2 separate regions of the Mus musculus genome follow, and region 2 is linked to region 1. The links are chromatin loops, found by intact Hi-C in ENCODE. Cell type or tissue: heart. All regions are shown on one strand.

Evidence for each region. Hi-C counts contacts between places; a loop is a spot of excess contacts. Peaks named below come from ENCODE experiments on the same cell type or tissue, not always from the same donor. Only the 100,000 strongest peaks of a DNase experiment are listed, where the experiment ranks them.
Region 2: a loop joins it to region 1, with 4 times the contacts of the local background. A loop is called at or near these places in 5 of 42 quality-filtered maps.

The regions. Positions count from the first base shown.
Region 1 is chr13:93,837,132-93,842,131 of GRCm38, reverse strand. All of the region lies in intron 4 of Arsb (arylsulfatase B), which reads right to left. Among named protein-coding and RNA genes, the nearest start is that of Mir5624, 49 kb to the right of the region's middle. In heart, no CTCF peak of the experiment used is centred here; DNase peaks (open chromatin) are centred at 1,781 and 2,751; H3K4me3 peaks cover 332 bases; H3K27ac peaks cover 2,960 bases.
Region 2 is chr13:94,129,575-94,134,574 of GRCm38, reverse strand. The region is part of intron 2 of Lhfpl2 (lipoma HMGIC fusion partner-like 2); the gene reads right to left. Among named protein-coding and RNA genes, the nearest start is that of Lhfpl2, 74 kb to the right of the region's middle. In heart, no CTCF peak of the experiment used is centred here; DNase peaks (open chromatin) are centred at 1,654, 2,054 and 3,994; H3K27ac peaks cover 337 bases.

The DNA of each region.
Region 1 (5,000 bases):
AGCACAGAACACAAGCCCCCCGCACAGAACACCGAGCCCCCCGCACAGAACACCGAACACCGAGCACCGCACCGAACACAGAGCACAGAACACAGAGCAAACAGAGCACACAGTACACAGCACAGAACACAGAGCACACAGCACAGAACACAAACACACAGCACAGAACACACAGCACAGAACACAGAGCACAGAACACAGAGCAAACAGAGCACACAGAGCACAGAGCACACAGCACAGAACACAGAGCACAGAGCAAAGGGCACAGAGCACACAGCACAGAACACAAAGCACGGAGCAAACAGCACAGAACAGAGCACAGAGCAAATAGAACACAGAACACAGAGCACACAGCACAGAACACAGAGCACAGAACACAAGCACACAGCACAGAACACAGAGCACACAGCACAGAACACAGAGCACAGAACACAGAGCAAACAGAGCACACAGACCACAGAGCACACAGCACAGAACACAGAGCACAGAGCAAAGAGCACAGAGCACACAGCACAGAACACAGAGCACAGAACACAGAACACACAGCACAGAACACAGAGCACACAGCACAGAACACAGAGCACACAGCACAGAACACAGAGCACAGAACACAGAACACAGAGCACACAACACAGAGCAAACAGAGCACACAGCACAGAACACAGAGCACACAGCACAGAACACAGAACACAGAGCACAGAGCACAAAGCACAGAACACAGAGCACACAGCACAGAACACAGAACACAGAGCACAGAACACAGAGCAAACAGAGCACACAGTACACAGCACAGAACACAGAGTGCAGAGCACAGAACAGAGAACACAGAACACAGAGCACAGGGCATAGAACACAGAGCAGAGAATACTGGAGAAGAGAAATGTGAGGTGAGTTCCTCATGTTTTTCAGATTATTGATTTCTTCACTCACTATTAGAAGTAGGGATTTCTTCAAAAGAATACTATCAGTGCCTACTTCATGTTTCATGTGTCAGACCTGAAAGACAGAGGAGAGAAAACAAACACACAGAGCTTACCCCGTCACAAGAATTAATAAAACCCAGAGTCCACTCATTTACCATTTGCCCTATGAAGTCTCAGACAGTCTGCTTTCTGCTTCTCATTTTTATCTGCCACAGTGAGGAAGCCTTGACTTGTTTACTCCATCTTAGCTAGCTGGAGATAGCTGTACCATGGTTTGAATGAGAACAGGCCAAGGGCACATGAGCTGTTTGCCTCTGTTTTTAAAGTCTAGGAATGAATGAAAACAAAAGTGTAATGAGGTGCATGGTATAAGGTAAGAATTAAAGAAAAAAAATTGGTTTGCTAGGCCCTGATTAAAGGCCTCCTAGGCTGTTAGTGTTGTGGCAAGGGGAGACAGGTTCAGTCTCCTTTCCATGAACACAACTAGGAGAAGCCTGGCCCAGGGACAAATGCATGGCTGTACACAATCAAAAGCCAACAAGGCTACATAGAAAGATCCAGCGCTGAGAGCTGGGGTAACATGCAGGCCAGGCAGCTCCATACTGGACCTTCATAGAGACCAAAGGCATATCCACTGGGGCCAAGAGACCTTGACAAGGTAATTATTTTTCTCCAGTTGGTTTTGTCATTTAAAAAAATTATACAGTGAGATTATTTTCCTAAAAGGAAAGTGAGAGGCAGTTCCTAGGGGCATTTTTTTTTTTTTATTACTCCTGACCCTGCTCTCCTCCCTGTCTTTGCACATGGCAGAAAGGGTTTCAAGGACTTTGGCTCAGCATGGGGAGGAGTGGCCCAGCTCTGAAGTGAGTCATGGCTATCTTCACTAGGGAGTCTTGAGTTACCAGAGACAAGCACTCAGTGGCTGCTAGCGTTGCTTCAGCTGAGTCAAGCTTTGGACGTTCATTTCTTATATTGTATCTGGGTTTGCCCAACAGATCATAAAGTCTTCATCCTAGGAGAGAATCTAGTTATATTATATCTGGGTTTAACCCTACAGATATGAAGTCTTCATCCTGGGAGAGAATCTAGTTATAGTTAAAAAACACTTTTTTGTTAAGCATTTGGAAGGTCTCTGTGGAGAGGCCCTGCTAGAAGTTGGCCCCACAGGGGAGAGGCCACAGTTAAGCAGTTGCACAGATGGCCAAGAGGAGCAGAAGAGGCCAAATCTATTGTGAATTTTCACTTGCAGCTGTATGGAAAGCAGTTATGATGGCGAGTCAATTGCTGTGGGTTTCTAGCTTTAAATTCAGGCACAGGAAGCAAATGTTTTCAAATGCCGAGCATACAGGGAGATTAAAGGACTGGGGACAGGTTTGAACCCACAGAGCCTTTCACTGGCAAGTGAGAGGGGTCTCTGTTGACAGGAAAGTCAAGTGTGGTAGCTGGCATAGAAACCAACCTGACAGATCCTATGTGTTTTCCCCAGGATAGATATTTTTGCTTCTGTCTAGTAAGGCTTTGTGTTGGGGTTCTGATTTCTCTTTTCTGCTGTTCAGATCCAAAGTTTATGCTTGCCAACCACTCTGGGTCACGTATGAATGGCAGGACTAGTGGCTCTGTCACGCATGCGCCATTTCAGAGTTTTGTCTGGAACTCTCCCTGTGCAGTAAAAAATCGAGCGTCTTCTGACCCCCTCCAACACCCTGCCCCCATTTCCACCCTCCATTTGGCCCGCTGCTGGGACTATAGTCTATCACTTATCTAACATAAAATAAACAGAACAATCTGGAGCTAATTTAGGTGGTTTGCCATATCAGGATACAGCTGGGAAAGATTTTAAGAAAAGGCTGGACAGGAACAATAGCGCTGTGAAGTGGAGCAGTGTGGAGAGCACAGGAAGGCAGTTTCAGACAGCCTGGCAGACAGCTGTCAGCCACTCCAATAACAATCCCCAAAGCCAATGAAAACGGGCAGGCTCTGTGCAGGGAGCTCGGCCCTGCAGAACACCAACAAGGAAAACAAGGGATTAGAGGGCGTTCTGACTTAATGGTTAGGAGTTGTCAGGGCCACCTGTCTCCCGGGAGCCCTTCACCAGGGCTCCTGGCCAGCAAGGCCTGAAGAGGAATCGCAGAGGAGACCTTCCATTTCTCTATAATTCTGGCCAAGATTTTTTTTTTTAAGATGCATGCATACATACTGGCTTTATCCTGACTTATGAATTCAGCAAGGCCCACAGCAGCACATCTGTTTTTGACATCAATTTCTCCTACTCTGCAGGATGGTTGAGGGTTTTGGTTTTTTTTTTTTTTAACTCTTTGGGGGCCTCTGGCTAGACCTTAAATTTCCTGGTGCAACTTGACAGAGGTGAAAGGGCTTGAGGGAGCTAAACAAAGCTGTGTGTTGTTCTTGAAAGAATTTGTGAGTGCTTTATATTAAATCAAGAGAAAAGAAATAAAAAGAAAAGAAAAGAAACCACCTCGGACCAAGCTCTTGACAAAGATCCAACCAGTTAGAGATGCTCTGAAGTCTAAAGGTAGCAGAGAGGTTCCTGCCAAGGCACGGGTCAGAAGCACCACGATTGGCTCTCTGTCAACTCTCGCCACTTGGCCAAGGCTTCTGGGTCAGTTTCTGCACCTAAGGCCAGGCGACATTTTCCCCTTCTCCATCACTTAATTCCTGACATAAGCTCATACGCTCTCCTTCCAGAAAGTGCTCTGTTTAATGAAGAGTTCCCTCTGGCTAGAGAAATTTTTGGGAAAACCCCACTTGTTTAAGAGGGATTTTTAAAAAGATAATATAGATTTCCTATTCTAAAGTAACAAAACAGCATCTGGGAGGTTTAATAGAAAATAAACCAGCTCGGAAGAAGAAAAGAAACAAGGGTTTTATCAGTGACCATCTCTCCATTTTAGCTCATGTCTGTACATCACAGTACATCCCTGAACTAACAGGTACTCATAACTCCATGGCAATACAAGCTAAGCCTAAATGTTCACTGTAGAAAGAAGCTTTTGAAACACAGAAAACAATGTGAAAACTTCTGGCAAGCAAAAGAATAGGCTGGAAAATATTTCTTTAAAAAAAAAAACTATAACATCCAGGGCTGGAGAGATGACTCAGCGTGTAAGAGCACGTGATGCTCTTCTGCAGGATCCACACTCAATTCTCTGCACACTGGGCAGCTCACAACAGTCTGTAATCCTAACTCTAGGGGAGTCGCCATCTTTTTCCTGCACCGCAGACACTGGACTCATGTACAGAAACACAAACACAAAGACATACACTGTGCTGGCTCCCTTATATCAACTTACACAAGCCAGAGTCATCTGAAGGGAGGGAACCTCAATTTTGAAAATGCCTCCCTAAGATCCAACTGTAAGGCTTTTCTCAGTGACTGATGAGGGTAGGGAGAGGCAGTGCATTGTGGGTGGTGCCATCTCCTGGCTGGGAGTCCTGGGGTCTATAAGAAAGCGGATTGAGCAAGCCATGAGAAGCAAGCCAGTAAGCAACACCCTTCCGCGTCCTCTGTATAAGCTCCTGCCCCAAGTTCTTGCGCTGTTCGAGTTCCTGTCCGGACTTCCTTTGATGATGAACAGTGATGTGGAAGTCAATTTGCTTTTGGACATTGTGCTTTACCGCAGCAATAAGAATCCTAACTAGGATACACATATACACATAACTAAAATGCATATTTTAAACATGTGTAATGTCCAGCTAGGCTTGACGGAACAAGCCTGTAATCTGAGTTCTTGAGACATGGAGGCAGGAGGATCATATGTTAAAAGGCATCCTAGACTACATAATGAGTTTGAGGCCAGCCTGGACTACAGGAAAGAGAGAGATAGAGAGAGACAGGGTGGGAGGGAGAGACTATAGAGACAGACACGGGGAGATAAAGGGGGGAGGGGAAATCCCTCCTAACCACAGCAGTCCAATGATTATTTCAAAAACAATGTCATCACATTAAAATGAGAAATAAAACCCAACTGTCTGAAAACCTAAATTTTTCTAGAAAAATGTTCCAACAGTAGCATGGAGAATTACCTAGAAGGCTCTGGGAGTATCGGTGCCACTTTA
Region 2 (5,000 bases), 290 kb before region 1:
TATTATGTTCTGGTTAACTATTCACTAGACTTAGAGTTCTGGAAAATCCCTTGTTTAGAAATCTAGTTTAAAACCAGAGAATTCTAGAAAGTACCACATAAGATTTTTGAATGGTATTCTTTTTCCCTTCTGTCTGGTTTCAGAGCCGTTGGTGGGGGTTCAGGTAGGCTCACCGTGCTAGCCTGGTCACGGAAGCCTCAACCCTGTATTCAAGGGTGTTCTGTTCGTAGATATACCTCATCCTGAGGCTAGGCCAACTTCTTTTTCAAGAGAAATGTAGGTCTCAGCTACAGTTCAAGAGGGCAGAAGTAGAGGTCCCAATGCCATTAAGAGTGAGACTCTGGAGCCGGCCGTGGTGGCACACACCTTTAATCCCAGCACTCGGGAGGCAGAGGCAGGCGGATTTCTGAGTTCGAGGCCAGCCTGGTCTACAAAGTGAGTTCCAGGACAGCCAGGGCTATACAGAGAAACCCTGTCTTGAACCCCCCCCCCCCAAAAAAAAAAAGAGTGAGACTCTGAAATTCATACAACACTTGTGTCACATCGTATCCATGAAGTCACAAGGAGGGCCCCAGACTCAAGTGTGAGAGACATAAGACGAACTAGTGGGAGACAGGAAGAGCTGGAAAAGACTCTGTGGCCATTTTAAATCAATCCATGGCAGCATTCCCCAACTGTGTCCAAATGACATGAGTTACGGGGATGTGGCCAATGTCCCTCTAAGACCAAAGGGATCTCAGGACAAAAACTGAGTCCTGTATATGACCTTTAAAGAGCCACCGCATACATGCTGAATTCTCTGCACAGTCCTGCAATAATAACAAAAAAATTAAGCCTGCCACTCTGTTCAGTCATTAACAGATATGCTTATAGAAGCAGAGAAAACATCTCCCTGGAACACCATTTTGAAAAGCTTGGTCAGGAATTCTAGACTTTTAGAGCCATTCTAGTTTAGCTGGCTTGGTCTTGGTCTCTTATGAAACATCTTCAAAATCACTCATGTATCTAAAGTACTTCTAGCTCAAGGAGGAGACCCAGAATCTGGCAAATCTTCAACTGGGATTCTCCATCCAGATCACCACAGCTCTCTTGGATACTCGGATAATGAAGAAAAATATTCCTAAATTTGAATCCACAAAGATTCAAGGCCTTTTCTTTTAGGTAGAATATGTCAGAATACAGATAGAAGTATTGGTTCTTAGGCAATGGATATTAAAATTCACTGTGGTTAAATTTCTAAGTTTAAAAATACAGTGACAATCGTACAACCAACAGCAGAACAGGAACCCAATGACAAAGTGGCTCGCCAGCCACTAGGGACCACTGGATTTCTTATCAGCCTGTTTTCTGCCAGCCTGGATCTCCCATACATTTTTGCCTCCTAATATAAAAAAAAAATAACAAAATTCTTGCCCATCCTCAGAACCAGGTTTCTCGATTGGTTCTTTTCAATAACCAACATGCTGTTGGAAGAAATAATGACCATGGTAGAGGACTACATCAAACCAAGATCTGGGGTTGTTATTGTAAGAGCACTCAAGACCAGAACACTGAAGGGAAGTTACCTCAAATTCAAGGGCCATGTCCCTGTGCACGGAGGAGGCTGTCTGTACTCAGCCAAAAAGCACACTGAATTATTGGGTGCCAAACCCAAGGCTGAGGAAGTATCCTGTTTACCTTGGCGCTCACTCTTATATTGGAGAGAATGACTGAGAACGGTACAGAGGAGGGACCTCGTCTCATCTGGCTGCTGGAGCAATTTATTACAATGAACTATTCTCATTCATTCAGTAACTGACAGTGATTCACTGAAAGACGCAGGAGTCAGTGGTCACATTACTCAACTGCTCAAGGCATTTTCTCATGTATTTATTCTTGGTGTAAAATATTAAGTCTTTTTATGTTGTGCAATCATCATGGAAACATATCCCAAATTGCAATTTCAAAATCTGGAATAAAAGTGAATCTAGAGAGGAACGGGGAATTCCAGGGGGCGGAGTGGGGGGAGGGCGGTACACTCTACAAATGTTACAAAGGAAGCAGGGACTCCCGAGAGGGGAAGCCCTGAGTGCACTGGCTGGGGCTAGGAAATGAGCAAGGTGTCTCCTTGTTCCAGAGCAGCCTCTTAAGAGCCTTTGTGAGACTGGACAAAGGCAAAATCTTGTGTGCAGTGTTTTGTTTGTTGTGGTTCTCGGACAGAGCCTGGGGGAGTAGCGTATGCTAAGCAAGCCCTCTGCCACTGGGCTAGATCCGCAGACTTTATGGGTGGTTTCAACTGTGCAGCAGGAGTTCCGTCAGCCCAAGTGTGGGATGATGGGACTTGATCTACCATCCTCAGAGGATCTGAAAAGAGACTGGGAGGTCCAACTCCTGCTCCTCATCATTCTGAGCAATGGCCCCACAGCCTGGACACCACACATCGAGTTTCTAGCCCTAGGTAGTTAGCTATTTTGTCAGATATGGAAGGATGTGGCGCTTGAGGAAAGGGGCTCAGCTGTGCAGTGAAGTATGAGGAAGCTTGGATGTTGGTGTATGGTTCTGTTACTTCCCTCAGTCCATGCCTATGAGATTCTAAGAGCATGGCCAATGGCCCGACATCCAGCGTGAGTGAGAGGCAGCTACTGTCAAGGAATTAAGAAAAATCAGCAGTTAATCCTATGTGCTATTAAACATAGCTAAATGTGGGGCTGGAGAGATGGCTCTGCCATTAAAAGTGCACAGAGCACTGCTCTTGCAGAGGACTCCGGTTCGGTTCCTAGCACCTGTATCAGGTGGTTCACGGCAGCTTGTAATTCCAGTCTCATGGGCCCTAACAGCTTCCTCCAGTCCTTTTACGCTTTGGTATGTATAAACTCATGCAAGGAGATATACATACACATGAATTTTTTTAAATGTAGATCTTTAAATATAGATGAATACTAACAAAATACCAAACAGCTGAGACTTGGAGAGATAGAAATCACACGGAAAATGGACACTATGATAGTTCATATGTAATATTGACCACCTTCATGGTCATGCCTTCAAGGAAGCACCCACAGCCACACAGATCACTCACCAACCACCAGTTACAAAGCCTGAGTCTCACACCCAAAGCTTTCCCAGAAACCCCACACGGACATGCTAAGCACCATCACCACCATGGACCTAAGCTGTCCCAGCAGTAGCGGAATGTTTGCCGGAGACTTTGCTATCAGTCAACAGTTCAGGCGTCAGCAGTACACATATTTACACAGACATGTATGTGCACAGGGGAGAGGGTGGAGCAGGCACATGGTACTCAGGACAGTCACAACTGACTTCACCTGCCTCACTACACCTCCTGTCCAAGTCTCTCCAAACCACTGCTTCCTGATCACACTCAGAGCTCCCACCCCTCTTCATCTGCCTATGCTTATCTCTGCCTGCCATCCTCTGGCAAAATCTTCACAGCCCAATTTGTTTGTCACAGGTCTGGGATGCCTTCCTCAGCTGGGGGGAGTTCATTCTTCCCTCGTATGTCTCCATGGTGATCCGTTTGCCACAGTGACACCCCAGCTCACCAGCCCTGGGCTAAACCAGGAGGTCTTTAAGGACAAGGACATAGCCCCAGGGTCACACATCAGGCTAAAATGACTAGATTTCTCCACCCTCAGTCTTACCTTTATCCTCTAAATGACAGGAAGGAATCAGCCAGACAGGCTACTGGGAGACACCGTCTACATTAAGATGCATCTGAAAAGCCTTCACATTAGTGTAACAGCAAGGAACAGAAAAAATATGGCACAGAGGATCTCTGTGGAGACACGCTCACAGCACTGGACTCTACCTTCTCTGCTTCCCTAGGAAAGCCCCCAACTAATCAAGTCTGTGTTCAGACTTGGCCGGCCACACATTTCCGACAGATTTTTGTTTTCTTCCTGATCTGAGTACTTGGGAAAATGTTGTAATTTCCGTGTGGGTCTCATTATATCTCTGAAGGCTGATTAGGACTGAGGAAACACCCAACCCCCCAATGAGCCCTGTCCCTCCAGAGGTTCTCTGTGTGCGTCTCTGCTGGGTCCCTTGTGCTACGGAGGCACAATCATTTGGGAATGGCTGAGTCTCCCTGCAGCGTCCTTCCTCACTTCAGGACAAGTAGACTTTGAATTAAGGAACTCAAGAAGGCACCCTACAGGATGCCCACCCACTTTGAGGCACAGAAAATAGTCCCATTCATGGAAACTGCCATGCCGTGTCCCCACACAGGGACCTTTCTGTGTCACTGTTACAATGATTCTGACAGCCTTGGGAAGAGAGCGGAGACGTCTCAAATCTCTGAGAATGAACTTGTTATGTGTGTTCTAAAACAGACTGAATTTCAGGGGCTGTTTACAACTTCATGGTATTAAATTCCCGCTTACTCTTTCCATATTTCCATTAAGCCCTTTGAAAAAAATACAAAAACCTTTACCCTGGGGAAGAATATCTTGCTATCTTAATAAAGTCTTCCAATCCTTAGGAGACAGGTCACCATATTTTCATTCTCAAAACTATTAATTTTACTCCCTCAAAGAATCTTATGAAAATATTTGTATTTCTTGCCTGAGATCCCTGGGAGGTAAATTGAAAAAAAACCAGCTAATAAGGGATAATTCCAATATGACCAAAACAATACATACTGGAATATGGAAATAATTAAGGCCCAAAGAAAAAATGTTAAGGCCTCAAGGCAAAAGCCCTAATCAGAAAATGCTGTGAGGGACTCTTTCCTCACTAATGTACACCAGATAGAATTCAGGGTGTTTTCTGTTTTAAACTAAGCAAGTTGCTTTAAAAAAAAATTCAAGTTTCTATAAATGGTAAACTAGTGATTGAGGATTTGTTTTATATAAAGATTTTGTAAATTGGGCCCGGGGCAGGGTGATTCAGTCTCTGAAGTACTTGCCACTCAGTATGAAGACCTGAGTCTGAGCTGATCTGATTCCCAGTGCGCAAATATAAAGCTGGCTGTGTCATAGTGTGCCTATAAGCCTAGCAAT